2 separate regions of the Homo sapiens genome follow, and region 1 is linked to region 2. A link is an interaction called in ENCODE POLR2A ChIA-PET data of the cell type or tissue named here. Cell type or tissue: PC-9. All regions are shown on one strand.

The links. Peaks named below come from ENCODE experiments on the same cell type or tissue, not always from the same donor. Only the 100,000 strongest peaks of a DNase experiment are listed, where the experiment ranks them.
Region 1: POLR2A ChIA-PET joins it to region 2 with 12 read pairs; 2 of 35 experiments call an interaction of 5 or more read pairs at or near these places.

Annotation. Positions count from the first base shown.
Region 1 is chr13:98,297,221-98,305,220 of GRCh38, forward strand. The region is part of intron 2 of FARP1 (FERM, ARH/RhoGEF and pleckstrin domain protein 1); the gene reads left to right. Among named protein-coding and RNA genes, the nearest start is that of MIR3170, 93 kb to the left of the region's middle. In PC-9, no CTCF peak of the experiment used is centred here; DNase peaks (open chromatin) are centred at 1,571, 4,191 and 4,741; H3K4me3 peaks cover 1,703 bases; H3K27ac peaks cover 2,848 bases.
Region 2 is chr13:98,532,663-98,540,662 of GRCh38, forward strand. The region is part of intron 1 of STK24 (serine/threonine kinase 24); the gene reads right to left. Among named protein-coding and RNA genes, the nearest start is that of STK24, 40 kb to the right of the region's middle. RefSeq lists an enhancer at 3,727-4,590. In PC-9, no CTCF peak of the experiment used is centred here; a DNase peak (open chromatin) is centred at 3,209; H3K27ac peaks cover 3,232 bases.

The sequences.
Region 1 (8,000 bases), 240 kb before region 2:
GCAGGAGCTACTTAGATGGTGTGTGCCCTGGGCAGCAGCTCCATAAAACCAAAACCTTGTCCAAATAACGGAGCTGCCCATGAACTTTTATTATGTGGACTTACCTCTCTCGAAGCCATCTGTGTGTGTGGTTTTGTGAAGCAATTAAGCTCCAGGTGTGCAATAGAAATGAAGTAGCCGCTTAATTATTTGGTGAAACAGCAGGCATTTGGGATTCAAGATTGGCTTTAAAACTTCCCAGGCTTTGTTCATGCTATTTTGTTCTTAGGAATTTTAACACAGCCTAGAGAGAAAGGGTGAATTACTATGACTACAGCCAACTGTAGGTACGATAATTTTAAAAACTCAAACTGCCCCGTGTTTAAATGAAATTATAAGAAGATCTGCCTGATTCTCTTTGGGTTATTACTACTGTGGGAAGGAGGACATTTGGGTGGGGACGTTATGTTTATGAACGGGCTGACATGTAAGCAAAATTTGGGTAGATGTGTATGTTTGGGGGAAGGAAGCCCCTCTCTCTCATCTGATTCTCAAAAGGGTCCTGTCTCCCTCCACCGCTTCACCCCCACCAATAGGAATGGAGTCTTCAGTGCTGTTTTATGTTACTTTGAAGTTGTCAGTTGTATCTAAGAATTAAAGATAGATTTTGAATAAGTTCCTTGTCATGTTACATGGCATAGAAGCAGATCCCTATCAGAGCGGGTTTCTGAATTATCCACGTTCCCTGTATCTTGTTTGCCATCATCCTGTGCGTTTGCATTTTGACCTTGACATTTCTGATGAGAAATGGCAGAGAAGTAGAAAATGAAATAAAGCAGAATGCCGAGAAACAGGGCGACCCAGGATTTCCATGTCAGGCTGTGTAGGACTGTGATGGGAACTGCCCCAAGCCCCAGAGCTGCGCAGCACGGTGGCCCTGCGTGTGCTCTGCATATTTGAGCATCTGTCCTCTATCAGGCATTATGTGTATACTTTCCTTTTTAGTTCCTTTAACAGCATTTTCAAGGCTTGGTTATCCCATTTTGCCAAGGAAAAGGGAAGACACCATGGCTTGTGTTTAAATACATTGCCTTGGGATCACACATCTCTACGTTCATTCGTGTCGCATAATCTGAAGACTGATTGACAAGGTCCCATGCTTGCACAGAGGTGGACTCACTAAACATTTGTTAGCTGTAACTTACTAGCATAGAAGACAGTTTCCAAAGGTGCAGATAGAAACTCTTATGGGACTGCACCCCATGCTTCTTTTTGTTTTATCATCTGCTTGTATGAAAGAGTTGGTTGGGATGAAGCAATCAGCTTAATTTTTTTCCCCTTACCTGTGGCTTTCAAGTATTTTGTGTTTGCTCTGCCAGCTGTTCCCAGGAATGGAGTGAAACCCTTGTTTTGTTTTTGTCTCTGTGTTTATGCTGTTGGGCTTTCATATCTTTTCATCAGCACTTCATTAATTCTTTGGTTATGGGACATGAGCAATGTATAGAGGAGTTAAAAACAGTCCCTGGCCTTCTAGGAGCTTAGAGCATTAAAAAGGAGCTTTCTGTCTTTTCAACGCCTTGGTTGTGTAATAATGTAGGTGAGTTACACCCGCTGATGGATGAGTAGTATGTTTCTTGCTGTAAAGTGGAAATAGAAAGGAATAAATGGTGAGCAGGCTTTAGGAATGTATTTGGTCATTTACTAACATTGTATATATGAGGATTTTCAGACCTGTGCTGAATGGAACTGCAAGTTTTAAGTGGAGGGGCTGCCAAAAATGAAGGCACGTGCTGCTAAGATGCTATCTGGCGGGAGGGATGGAACAGGAAAGCGGAGGTTTCTTTGGGAATGCAGTGAGTGGCCCCCTTGGGATTATGTGCACAACTTCAGAAAATATTGATTATATTTAAAAAATATTGATTTTAATGCTGGGTAATAAAGCAATACATGTTCCTATCAAAAACATTTGAACCGACAGCAACTAAAAAAAGCCACAGTTCTACCATGCAGAAGTAACCATTGTTACAAAACTTTGCTGTCTGTTTTTTTGGCATAGGGTGTTTTATTAATATTGACCTTTGCTAGAAACAACCTTTTCTCTTCCTCTCTATCCTCACACCCTCTCTCCCAGGCACTGAGAACAAGATGGTTACCAGCCAAGAGACATAAAAGCATACTCTGGCTGGCTCTATTTGAAAGATGGGGCCCAGCAGGCGAAATGTATGAACACGTAGGGGCTGTCTACTGAAGTGAGAGCTTTGACATTACGCCTTCAAATTATTCCTTTCCTTGCCTATTCTACAGAAGACTCATAAGCCTTGAGCAATTGTGTGTGGAGTTATGCTCCTGGGTGGCAACATAAATGCTAAAGTAGGAAAAATATTAGTAAAGATACAGTCTGGGCCCCAAAGAACCACATTAGAGTCTTAACTCCAATTATAGTCTTGGAAACCTGAATTCATAATTTCCTTCCATCCTTCTGCAGCCTTAGGAAGATGTAATTCTTTAATCACTTTATTTGAGAGCTTAGGAAAATAAACAGTAACAAAAAGCTGTTCAGTGGAGCTATATGGCTGCAACACACGACTGCACGGACAAAAATGTGGTGCTGAAATCACTGCTATTTTAATAATCGGTACATTTAATTCTAGCTCTTTATTATTTTAAAATAGTTTTTTGTTTCTATGTTTTTGGATGCTTTCTGCCTCCCAGATGATCTGCTGCTTCAAGTATGTGTGCTAATCAGTAGCTAATCAGGGGGACTGAAATGCTACAGGAGCATTGAAAGCTTCCTCTTTTGTTCTGGCCTCACTATTGAATAGTTTCTAATGTTCCCCCAAATAATGTTTAAAGAATTTATTAAAACACTCCCTCTCAGTCCCAGTAATAGGCCAAGAGCCAACCACACACAGAATTTGGCCACACCCTTTCCCCTGAGAGCACTGTATCTAGATTAAGATATTTATTGAGGCAAAGAGAAAGTTGGTGTTAGGTTAGGAGGTCTGGAGTGAGAAGACAGTCCGTCCATGCTGCCTTATGGGGTTGGCCTCGAGTAGTGTGGGGACGACAGGCTTTCACGTTAGTCACTTAGAGGTCACTGGGAACTGTTCCTTGGGGCCCTGGGCCACTGTCGTTTGCACGGACCCCGTGTCTCTCTCAGCCTTGGTAGCAGTCATCCAACCACATCTCTATCATCGTTCTAACCGGCAGTGAAGAGAGCTGGGCAGATGCTTTGGGAGCCCTCTTGGTTTGGTACCCAGGATGTCCGCGTATTCTTTTTGAGTGGATTGATTTCCAGGGAAAATGTTACATTATATAACAGCAGTTTTATAAACATATACAAAATGTGTTCTGTACATGTAAAAGGGTCTTGCCTTCTGACTGTGCCCTCTTGCCGGTGGCTTCATCAGCTCTTCCATCTCTGCAGGTGAAGCCACTTCTCTGCTCCGCCCAGCAGGGCCACCCTTCCCCGTCCCCTCTGTACTTTTTTTCTAAAATATAGAAAGAACAGCATTATGAATATTACTTGCTTTACCAAATGATGGTTTCAAATATATATGGGGCACTTAATGTCCAGTTTTCTTTGAAAATAGACTTCTCCAAAAATGTTGGCCTGGTCAGGCACTGAGGCTTCTGTCTTCTGTGCTGCTGCCGACTTGGGGGCTCCATGGCCTTGGAGAGTTACCCTTTAAGGGACTCCATTAATGCATCCCAAATGACAAAGCCCCTGCCTGGATGATCTCTCAGGTCTCTCCAACCCTGGAATTGGTGATCCTGTTGTTGGTCCAGACCAGCTGTCATCAACTTGGGGCCATTGCGCCATCCAGGGGACATCGAGCTGGGTCCAGAGACTGCTTTGGTTGTCATCTAATGGCATCTTGAGGAAAGAGGCCAAGGCACTGCTGATCATCCTACAAGGCATAGGACAGTCCACCCTGCCCCCAACAAAGGAACACCTGCTCAAATGTCAGTAATGCAGAGCTCATGCCAGCCCCCACCTGGAGGAGCCCTGGGCAAGTACATTGACCAGCTCCTGGCCACTTTAATGCACTTTTTTCTTTCTCTCTGTTGGACTTGTAGGGCTTTCTCTGGTCCACGTGTCACTTTCCACGTCTGTTTACCATCTGAAAGTTCTGTAGGTGAAGAGGTGGAGAAGTCAGACAGGTCTGCTTGGCAGAAACAGAGCTTCTATTGTATGAGGTTGCTGGCAAGTGAGAGAAGCCTGAAGTCAAGCCTTCTGCGGAGGTGTGGGTTTTCTGAGCCACATTAAAAATGTGTGGCTCGTTCTCTTCTCTCTGTTAGAATTTTCCTGGCAGTGACTTAGGAGCTTGGCATTTGTTTACTTTTCCATTTTGTTTATGTCTTTCTACATTCCTGGGACTTGGATTGTTGAAAGCTCAGCGTTTTCTAGATAATACTGTGCATTTAATATTTTAGAGGGGATAGAACCTAAAGAAGAGGTGTTTTGATCGTATAAACCTTTCGGGCTTTTGGGGGGAAATCAAGTCCCCAAAATGGTAGTACATTGAAAACACACAGAGGGATACTTAACTTGCCTTAAGAAGCCAGTGTTTTTATGTTTATTTAAGTGTACACGTACTCGGTGGTGTATGGCTCAGACTTCTTTAAAAAGCAGAAAGTAAAGACTGTCCTCTGAGCCAAAGCCAGGGCATGGAGGATGCGTGCAACAGCCTTGTTAATTCGGGTGACCGGATTTCTCAAACAAAACAGATCATCCTGTCTGTCGACTTTAAAATTCATGATCATTTTTTTTTTCCCCTAAGGAAACCTGATTCCTTTTAAGGAATACTTGGTGTAGACACACCTCAAAATTGACCCCGTACACAGACTGGCTCTGTACCCATTAACTTCCCTGCATAGAAGTAGGAAGCAAAAAGGAACTTTCCATGAATTGGGCTGACTTAGCTGCCACATTTTGGCACAAAAGCAGGGGCCACCAAGTTAGCTGTTAACTCTGCTCTTTAATGGAAAGCCATAATCAAACCTCCAGAATAATGGGGCAAACACGTGGAATGAACTCTCTTTCCACCACTTTTGTAAAATCTACCATGAATGGCAAGTGCCAGCTTATGCCTGTAATCTTACCCATATCAAAAAATTCTTTTCTAGCTCACATTCATTCCTCCATTTTCCCCAGTTGCTATATTTTCAACCTCCCACACTCATCTTTTTTTTCACCCCTGCCCACACCAGTGGCCAAAGATGGTCACTTTCTTTTTCCGAGAGCTGCTTCTCCCTGTCCGGGGCAGATCAGCTTTGCCACACTTCACCCTTCCTGGGCGTGCTCAGGCAAAAAGCACTGCAGCCCTCTCTCCTAGCACCAACCTAGCCTGGGTGCTAGCACTGACCAAGGTCTGGGCATTTGAGGAATTTTTACCTATAACATCGTTGTCTGGAGAGATCAAGGAAAGGCAAGGTGAAGAGCAAAGAGGAACTTCTTCAGGATCCCATTGGGGTGAGAATGGAAGCCATTAGTTCTCAGTTGTGGGATGCATTTCTCCTTGCTGAGAGATTGAGGTCGATGAGGTAGCATGGTTGATATTGATCCCTTGGGACCAGAGTAGGGGCAGGAGCAGCTCTTATCTGCAGCTGTGGGTGCTTTGAAACCAGGGGCGAGGAGAGTTAAGGTGAGTGCAATAAGCCCATTTGGGCAAGAGAGAGAGCAGGGAGTATCAGGCCCCAACGAGGAGAGCTCCTGAGCTGAGGGAGGAGGTAGTGATGTGGCAGCCTGTAGAAGTGTGGAGGTGGCCACTTGGTCCTGGTGGAGTTTTCATGAATTTTGCGGGCCCACTCTGTATGTAGCAGGCTCTGTTTTGATTGTAAAGGGAATATCAATATAATTTACCTTGATTGGTTATGCTCAACATGCACGAACCTCCAGAAACTTTATGCTGTGTGAATAAAGTCAGATACACATGATGACGTGTTGTTTGAAGCCATTTATGTGAAATGTCCAGAAAAGTCAAATCTTAGAGGCAGAAAGCTGATGTTGGGTGGTTGTCTTGGCCTGGGAGTGGGAACAGAAATTGACTGCAGACTGGCTTGAGGGAAAGTTTAAGGGTGATATGGAAATGTTTCAGAACTGGATTGTGGTGATGTTTGCACAGTCCTAGAAATGTACTAAAAAGTCATTGAACTGTATACTTACAGTAGTTGAATTTTATAGCATGTACATCTACTTCAGTAAACCTGTTAACATTTTATTTAAACTGGATTTTGTTTTGAGGCTTGTGGCGAGGGTTGAGAACCTACAAAAAGATTTATATGAGGGAACTTGGTCCTCGTTGTGTATGTTCTGGGGAACATGTTCATAAATGATGCTGTTAAGAGTTGGAACTTGTAAATTAAGTCCTCTCTGAACCTACGCCCTTAGCTTTAGTAAGCAGATGTTCCAGAGTCCCCGTTGTCGTCTTCTGAAATGCTCAACATACAAATGGCTTCATGGCTTGTGTATATAGGACATAGATTTATGTATATGGGAAAATCTCACTAACTGGGATATTTTACTTTAGCCTCAATTAGTAAAATCGATATGTGTAACAGGAGTGGAATTCTATGGAATCTCAGGGTTGGAAAGGGCTTTAAAGGTTAAGCGCCAGAGGAGGGATTCTGCAAAGAAAAACAGACAATTAAGAAATTCAAAGACTGCACTGTATTTGACTAGCTGATTGAAAGACCTGAAAGTTAATTTATGCCTCTTTGATTAGAAAGTTCCATTCATCAGAGTTCACTCGTTACTTGACCGAAGTGGTGGTCTGAGTGTCACTGCAAGCCTCCTTTTTCCCTGGTGTGTAGAAAACTCTACCTAACGGTCCTCTCTGTTTACTTTGGGAAATGCAGCAATTATTAGCGAGGTTGCTGAGAGTCACTTCAGGCCTGGTAAAAACAAACCGTGAGCTCCCTTTTCCCCTGTCCCCATGGGTAGATTCATCTTGGTGTATGACATAGTGGGGCCCGAGACCCCTCCAGCAGAAGGGTCTGCTGCTCTGCCAGACCTGCATATGGAAGCCAGTGAAATTACTGGGTAATGGAGTGTAGGACTTCCAGCTGCTTAATTGAAGGCTCTTGTTTTTACCCATATTTACTAGGGAGTTTATCTTTATGATTTTCATTCATCTAAGAACTAGGTGGGAAGAAAAATTATTTTAAAATGGTTTATAGATTATCAAGGGCTTTTGAAGTGACTTGTGCTTCTGTTTCATTCATTTATTCAGTCAGCAGACATGTACTCCTTGGGGTGTTAGGTCCAGAAAGGTGCAGATTCCGAGGTGGGTCCTGCTTTGAGATAACTCTAGGCTGGTGGAGAAGAGGGCTGCAGAGCGGTACAGGCCTGGAGCCTGGAGACACAGGAACCAGGAAAGCTACCCATTCGATGGGCACAGCCAAGGCGGTGACACGAGTTTCTTGCAGGCGGGCAGGTGCCATGATTTTAAGTGGTATCACCTTCGCAGACCAAACTGATGAACTGAGAAATTGTATGCGATGCTGATGTTTCTGTCTGAAGCCAAAAGACATTTATTTCTCACAGCTCATGCCTCCCTGTCTCTCTTCAACTACTAAAAAGTTGAGACCTTGTCTGAGCTGGGCATAAATTCATGCATAGAAAATTAACGTATTATCTGTCAGCCATTGGAACATGCTGTTCATATCTTTCCATTTAACCTTAAAGAATATAACAAAGCATGTGCCACAAAGAAATACACTTGAATTCTGCTTCCGAATCTTTCAGCCTCATCTGTCTGTGGTCTGTATTCTTTGTGTTGAGTAGAGAAGTATTAGGCATGGCCATAATGCTTTTAGCAAGAGAGAGAGAGAGAGGAGTGAAGGTTCACTGTAATTTGTGGTTGAAAGATGATAGGGGCTCAGTAAGAATATTTAAATGTGTATATATATATATATTTTTTAATTTATTTATTTTTTATTTTTATTATTTATTTATTTATTTTCCTTGGGGAAAATCCTTTCCTCATTCACTAACAACAACTTGTATTTGTCAGAGA
Region 2 (8,000 bases):
AGCTCAAAGAATTGACAGATTTTTCTAGTCCTCAAATATTCTTTCGAAGAAAAGTGTTATTTCTAGCCTACTGATAACAAATCATTTTTATACAGTAACATGCTTTTCTACACATTACAATAAATCTACTAATTACTACAATGTAAGTTCTTCCTAGTCTGTGTCCATGAACAGATAATTTACTTCTGTAAGTGGCACTACTCAGTTTATCTACCTGAGCTGTATTAATGCGTTACAAATGCCCCCACCATCTGGTTTAGTAAACTCATTTCTCCCATAGTATACACTTTATTTTATCCCTACAATAATCACATCATCTAGAGGACAAGCTGAATAAATATCCTACAGTATTTGACAAAACAGAAAATTGGCACAAAGAGAAATTAAATTCTATGAATTGCAAAGTCTAGGTCTACACAATCAATTAGTTTTCAGGCCGGGTGTGGTGGCTCACGCCTATAATCCCAGCACTTTGGGAGGCTGAGGTGGGTGGATCACTTGAGGCCAGGAGTTCAAGACTAACCTAGCCAACATGGTGAAACCCCATCTCTACAAAAAATATAAAAATTAGCCAGGCTACCAGCTACTCAGGAGACTAAAGCATGAGAATCACTTGAACCTGGGAGGTGGAGGTTGCAGTGAGCTGAAATTGCACCACTGCACTCCAGCCTGGGTGACAGAGCGAGACTATCTCAGTTTTCCTAAATTCCTTAATATTTCCTAAATCTCCTAAAGATTAAGGAATACTTAATATTTTAATTAAGGAAAACCCTAGTGCTAGCATCTACTATCTATAAAAAAATACTTAAGATAGAAATGCTCTAGCTAAGTTAAAAATATAGCAGGGCTTCGTGACTCAAGCCTGTAATCCCAGCTACTTGGAAGGCTGAGGTGGGAGAATCACTTGAGCCCAGGAGTTTGAGGCTGCAATGAGTTATGATTGAGCCACTGCACTCCAGCCTGGGTGACAAAATGAGAACCCCCATCTCTAAAAATAAAAAAGAAAAATATAAATTCGATTTTTGAAAAGTATTAAAAATGAGAAAAACACTACTATACCACCTAGATCAGTTTATCGCCTGTGGCCTCAGTACCCAACACACACACACACACGCACACGCACCACACCACCACCTGCTCTGTTACCTTAGGAAACCACTGTTTGAAGCTCCGCAAGGTCACAGTGCAGGGGAAGGTGACCCTAGAGAGAATAATGCTCAGACACCATGGGGTCCAGTCTGGACACAGCATAGTGTGTGCCAAGGTGAGGCTCTCCACCCAACTCTCCTGGAGTCACACTCCTTCTCAGCACAAGTTAAACAAAGGCTCTGAGGCTCTCCTAGTCTGCCGACGCCTACCCACCACCTGGTGCTAGCGGGCACCCCGCTTGGTCATCTCATCCACATCCTCCTCCAACCGCATGAGGCTTCATAGCAGAGGCAGCCGAGGAGGCAAGGCCCATGGTCACAAAGCTCCAGCACCCCCGGAGTCCCCACCAGGGAACCTCAGCCCTGCCCCAGGATCTCTCAGTGGTTGTGTGGGGTACTTTTCTTCAACAGAAGGCTCCCTGGCTCAAAGACGAGGCCTGCGGTTTGAGATGACAATGAAACTGCCTCTGCAAAAATTCTAACAGTGAGAAAATGATGACAGTGAAAGAGATCTGACCTAACCGACTCCATCTTGCTTCTACCCTCCAAGCTGTCCTTTTCATTCCTGGGCATGGGCTGAACTAACTTCGGGAGGAACTTAGTTTATAGTTTAACTTTGAAACAAAAATGGTAATAGCCCTTTCCCAAAACAAACCCCCTTCTTGCCTGGGGACTATACTACCTTTGTAAGGCTAACAAATTAGCTACAAGATTAGAAATTATGGTTTAGGGGTCACGCAGGCCGGAGGCTACAAGATTCTGAACCTCCCAAAACTGCTCCTGGGGATAAGATCACTGTTGTAAAAACTAAGATCAGTGCTTGGAATATTTTGCAGACCCAGTGTTCTGATGCACCAGCTAGTGCCACCCAGACCGGTAATCTGGCTCAACCAGTTCTGGGATCCCACCCAGGAACCGAAAACAGCAAAAAACCCACTTCAATCTCCTATGATTCCATCTCCGACCCAACCAATCAGCATTCCCCACTTCCTGAACCCCTACCCACCAAATTATCCTTAAAAATCCCAATCTCCAAATTTTCAGAGAGGCTGATTTGAGTAACAATAAAACTCTGGTCTCCTGTATAGCCAGCACTATGTGAATTAAACTCTTTGTCTATTGCAATTCCCCTGTCTTGATAAATCAGCTGTTTGGGCAGCAGGCAAGGAGAACCCACTGGGCAGTCCCAACAAACAGGCCCTGACAGCATAACCAGGAGTTTCATCAGGCAAGAATTTGATAAAAAATATGCAACGGGCCAGGCGTGGTGGCTCACGCCTGTAATCCCAACATTTTGAGAGGCTGGGGCAGGCGGATCACCTGAGGTCAGGAGTTCAAGACCAGCCTGACCAGCGTGTATTTACTAAAAATACAAAATTAGCTGGGCGTGGTGGCACGTGTCTGTAATCCCAACTACCTGGGAGGCTGAGGCAGGAGAATCACTTGAATCTGGGAGACGGAGGCTGCAGTGAGCCAAGATCACGCCATTGCACTCCAGCCTGGGCAACAAGAGCGAAACTCTGTCTCAAACAAACAAACAAACAAACAAACAAAAAAAAAATATATATATATATATATATGTGTGTATACACACACACACACACACACACACACACACACACACACGCAATGCATTCCAAATAAAGTATATAGTTCCTTGGAAAGTGAAACTGGCACCTCCTTTATTAAAATCAAAATGCAAACAAAAGCCATGGAAAACATACCCAGTGTACAAATAAACAGTAACAAACAGTGGCAGCTCCCACTGCTGAAGCTCCTCCCACGGGAAGGCCTTGTGCTGGGCAGCGTTCACAAATACGGTTTCTAGACCTCACAACCACCCCATGAGAAAGAGAACACTGTCCTCATTACACAGCTGAGACAATTCGGGCACAGATCTTACACAAGATCCCCCACAGCTCGGAAGCGGGGTTTAAGGATCATGGGTCATTCTCTGGACTGCAAAGTGCTCATGAGCTGCAAGCTTCACAGGGTGCCTGACTCCAGAGGCACCTAAGTGGCAAGGCTCATCCTGTCATCACACTAGAATGCCAGGAGTAAAATGTGATACCACTTCCCATTCCCTACAGGTGAACTCACCTTCCTGTATTTTACAAGAACTGATGGAAGCAATGATGAGTATCAGGAAACTGACTATTCTAGAAGCCAGACCAAATCGTTTTGGTGTATGCAGATTTCAATTAATAACGCATTTCCTTTACCTGAAAATCTTTTAGCTTTTAGAGGCCTCGAAGGGGAAATTCCTGGAATGGAGGTGCGAAGGTCATAGACAAGGTTGATTTGTCACAAATAGGAACACACGTATCCTGCCCACCGGGGGGAAAAATGTCACTGAGTGTTCTTTTCTCCCTAGGTGGGGCAGCAAGGGCAAGAGGGAACGTGAGCAATCAAGATACAATCTGTGAGCCAAATCCTACATCTCACAGAAACCCTGCAAGCTCCAGGCCAACACACTTCAGTAGGGGCCAGAAAACAAATGCCTTAGGCTTTGGGGACTAAATTGTCTCTGTTGCATATTCTTCTTCTATCTTTTTTTTTTTTTCTCTTCCAAGAGAAGGGATCTCTCCCTGTCACCCAGACAGGAGTGCAGTGGCACAATCATGGCTCATTGCAGCCTCAAACTCCTGGGTTCAAGTGATCCTCTCACCTCAGCCTCCCAAGTAGCTGAGACTACAGATGTGTGCCACCATGCCTGGCTGACTGTTATTTTACTTTTTGTAGAGACGGGGTCTATGTTGCCCAGGATGGTCTCTAACTCCAGGGCTCAAATGATCCTCTCACCCCGACCTCCCAAAGTGCTGGGATTATAGGGATGAGCCACCACACCTGCCCTTCTCTCCATTTTTAAAAGCTCATGAGCTGATAAAAGCCGGCCTCCTAGTCCCCTGCAGGAGCCCAGTGCTCTGGGGTCCCGGGAGCTGCCCTGACCTCTCAGAACGATCTTCCAAGCATCACTCAACAGAACCAGAAACACATACCCTGCCAGCCACCACACTCCTCCGCCTGTCCTCCAGCTGTCCGGCTGCCACACTCCTCCGCCTGTCCTCCAGCCGCCCAGCCACACTCCTCCGCCTGTCCTCCAGTCGCCCAGTGAAAGGGAGGGGGAAGCAGGCCCTTGTGTGCCCCCGACACTGGCCGGAGCCCGCCCCTCCCGGCTCATCTCCTTACCTCCCCCAAACCCCTTGAAGCAGCCGCCTCCAAAGATGAGAAGGGGAGGCTTGGCAAGTAAGTCACTCACCCAGGGAGAGAGCCAGGATGGTGGCCTTCAGCTCCTTGAGTCCTCAAGCCAGCGTTCTTCAGCCTACACTGTGACCCCCTCAAGACCTACCTCTGAAGGAGCAGGCTACCTGTGCAGTGCCACCTCTCTAGACAGTGGCCCTCAGAGGGCTCCCATCAGGCAGTCCTCCTGGGTGAGGCTGCTGGGATGGCTAAGGACACCTGTCTTCGTGGGGCCTCTCACAAACACACACACCTCATCTGGAGTGGGGCCTTCCCCCTGGATGGCGTTACCCTATGGCCGCTGTGATGTCTGCTTTGAACAGCAGCGGGCTCATTCACAACAGCACAGTGCCCGGCACACGGGAGACCTCAACCCCATCAGCTGAATAAACAAGTGAGGCGAGTGCAGCTGAGGAGCTGAGGCCCCAGCCGCCAGCTGTGGCACGAGAGGCAGACAGACCTTCCAGACTAAGGACCGGGCCACGCACTGGCCAGGGTGCCGGCCTCACTACCCACAGCAGGACAGGGGCCCCAGCTCCACCCAGGTGCATGCCAACAGCCCAGGAAGCAGCAAGCAGGTGGAGACGTGCACCCGTAAGTACAGAATGTGAGACAGAAGCAAGAGGAGGTGGCGATCTTTATAGTCTTCACCTGGGTTCCTTTCTGCTGCCCCCTCAGTGTAGTGCAGGGGCTGAGGGCTCAGCTCCTGGAGCCAGGCTGCCTGAATCGAATCCCCAGCTCTGATGAGGGATTCGATTTAAGTGACTGACAAAGTCACTTAAACGCCCTGTGCCTCAGCTGCCTCTTCTATAGATGGGGATAACAAGAGTACCCACAACACAGGGCTGTGGGATGAACCTGCTGAGGGGCTCAGGGCTCCGCTGCATGGCCCAACCACTTCCATGATGCCCCAGCTGCTCCGCTCGGGGTGCAGCTGGAGGTCAGAGTGGGCAGGGCCTACCTTGTAGATGTCACTTGTAGCTTCCACCCTGGTTTTCTGTCACAACAGACACCTGCTTTCTGGTGCCCATCAATGTCACTAATCCACAGGGATGTCAACAAATCCTCATCACTTCCAGAACTTCCTTCCCAAGAACCATGCTAAGCTTCAGGTTTTAGTGAAGGAAAGGGTATTCTCCATCGGCTAGGTCAATCACTGCTTTGGTGCTTGCTTTTTTTTTTTTTTTTTTTTTGAGATGGAGTCTCGCTCTGTTGACCAGGCTTGAGTACGGTGGCATGATCTCGATCACTGAAACCTCCGCCTCCCAGGTTCAAGCAATTCTCCTGCCTCAGCTTCCCTGGTAGCTGGGGTTACAGGTGCCCACCACCACACACAGCTAATTTCTGTATTTTTAGTAGAGATGGGGTTTCACCATGTTGGTCAAGCCGGTCTCAAACTCCTGACCTCAGGTGATCCTCCCGCCTTGGCCTCCCAAAGTGCTGGGATTACAGGCATGAGCCACCGCGGCTTGGTGCCTATTTTTAATCCCTTCCTCAAGCAGTAGCTTACTGCACCTTCAACTGATCTTCTGCTCCAAGGGGAGTTTGTGAGCTCATCTTATTCATTCTCTGCCCAGTCTCTTGCCACTTCTTTCTCCTAGTCCTCTATTCTGGTACACACATACACATTCACACACATGCATGCACACACCTGCCTACAAAACCATGCCTTGTGCTAAACCCTACCTCCTGGAGGGAGCTTCCAGAGCAGCCCACCTGCCGCCTGACCTCCTAGGTTCATCACTGCCACTGCCTCCTTCCCACACTCAGGCCCTGGTGTCCCTTCTTTCTTGCTCCTCGGTGAGGCCCAAACAGGTGAAAATTTCATAATTACTGAGAAAACCACAGAAAAGATAATACTTTGTTCTGCCCTCGCCACCTGTCACAATTTCTGGAAGGCATTCGAAGGAGACACAGGAGTCAGGGCTGGTGGGGAGGGGGACACAGAAAGGAAAGGGCGACAGCCAAGACTCACACACAGTCACTCCCCAGACCTGACATCCAGCTGTACACAGCAGAGCACCCGCTGTTTCCATCAAAGGCTCAGCCTGCTGCGCACTTTGTACACAATTTTCCATTTCCATTCGGCTCACTCCAGCTGTGCCGCCCTGAAGCACACACCTCTTCCATGGGTGGGTTCAGCCTGCTACAATACTAACATCCTCCAAGAGAGCAAATACTATAATGCAACTCTTTTTGTGATTCGGCTGCTTTTCTCCATTTTGCCATATTTATATAACAATATTAATGTTGCAATGGAAGTAGGAGTACATCTATTGGCACCATAATCTGTCGTCCCCTTCCTATATTAAAATGATTCTTGATGATGAACCATCCTTGGATGCCTGAAAAAAAGAATCAAATCCTTTATCTTCAGTGCTCTCACAGCATTTGAAAATAATGCTAGATTTTAAAACATCACAAGTCAGCAAAGCAAAGTGCTTAAGAGAGTAGGCTTTGGAGTCAGGCTGGCCCAGTGTTCTTCTCTCGACTTGATCTCTGCAAAGCTCCATTTAAAAACAAAAAAAAAAGGAAACTTACATTACCAGCACAGTAATGACGGCTGCATCATTATTTCTCTCTTATGTTACCTCAGAATTTACTAGGTCCATAATGGCAACTTTTTACTGCTTTGTATTAAAATTACACATAGGAGAAATGGGAACATTACAAACGGCTGGAGGGAGCAAAATGACGTGGCCACTTCAGAAAGCCATTTGGCAATTTCTCAAAAGGTTAAGCATAAAACTACCATATGTGGAAACCAGAGAGTCTCCAAGGGGAAACAAAAAACCTACCCTCTAACCCAGCAACTCCATTCCCAAGAGAACAGGACACACAAGTCCACGCAGACACACACACAGATGTTCACAGCGACATGATTCACAGTAACCGCCAGTGCAAACGGCCTAAATGTCCACCAGCTGGAGAGTAAACAGACAACAAACAGGTGGCCCATCCAAACAACAGAATACGATTCTGCTGCAAAAGGAATGAACAACAGACACAAGCTGCGTTGCGAGCCCCAAGAACGTCATGCTAAGCAAAAGCAGCCAGTCACAAAGGAACACATACTGTGTGATCGACTTACATGAAATGTCCAGAAAAGGCAAATTTATAGAGCTACAAAGTAGATGCAGAATTGTCCAAGGCTAGGGTGGGAACAGAGATCACCTGTGAATGACGATGAGGAATCTTACTGGGGATGAAATGTTCTGCTCTGATTGATGCTAGCTGCACCATTCAGTAAAATTACTAAAACTCACTGCATTTTACACCTGAAATGAATTTTATGGTATGTAAAATATGTATCAATAAAGCTGTTTCAAAGAAAAACTACACATTACATACCTTTAGACTTCTGTCTCTCACAAATGACTGTGAGATCCTTAAGGGCAAAGACTTCCTTCAGTTCATCTTGCCCCAGCATCTAGTAAAATGCCTGGCACAAGTGAGAGCTGAAATGCCCAGTGGATGAAGGACTTTTGAAAACAAAACCAAAAAAAGCTAAGTATTGTTCACAGTTTCATGATTTACCTAAACTTCACATTCCTGTCTACTCCTCCACCTAACTGATCCCCAAAACCAATGACCAGTGCAGGCCACAAAGCT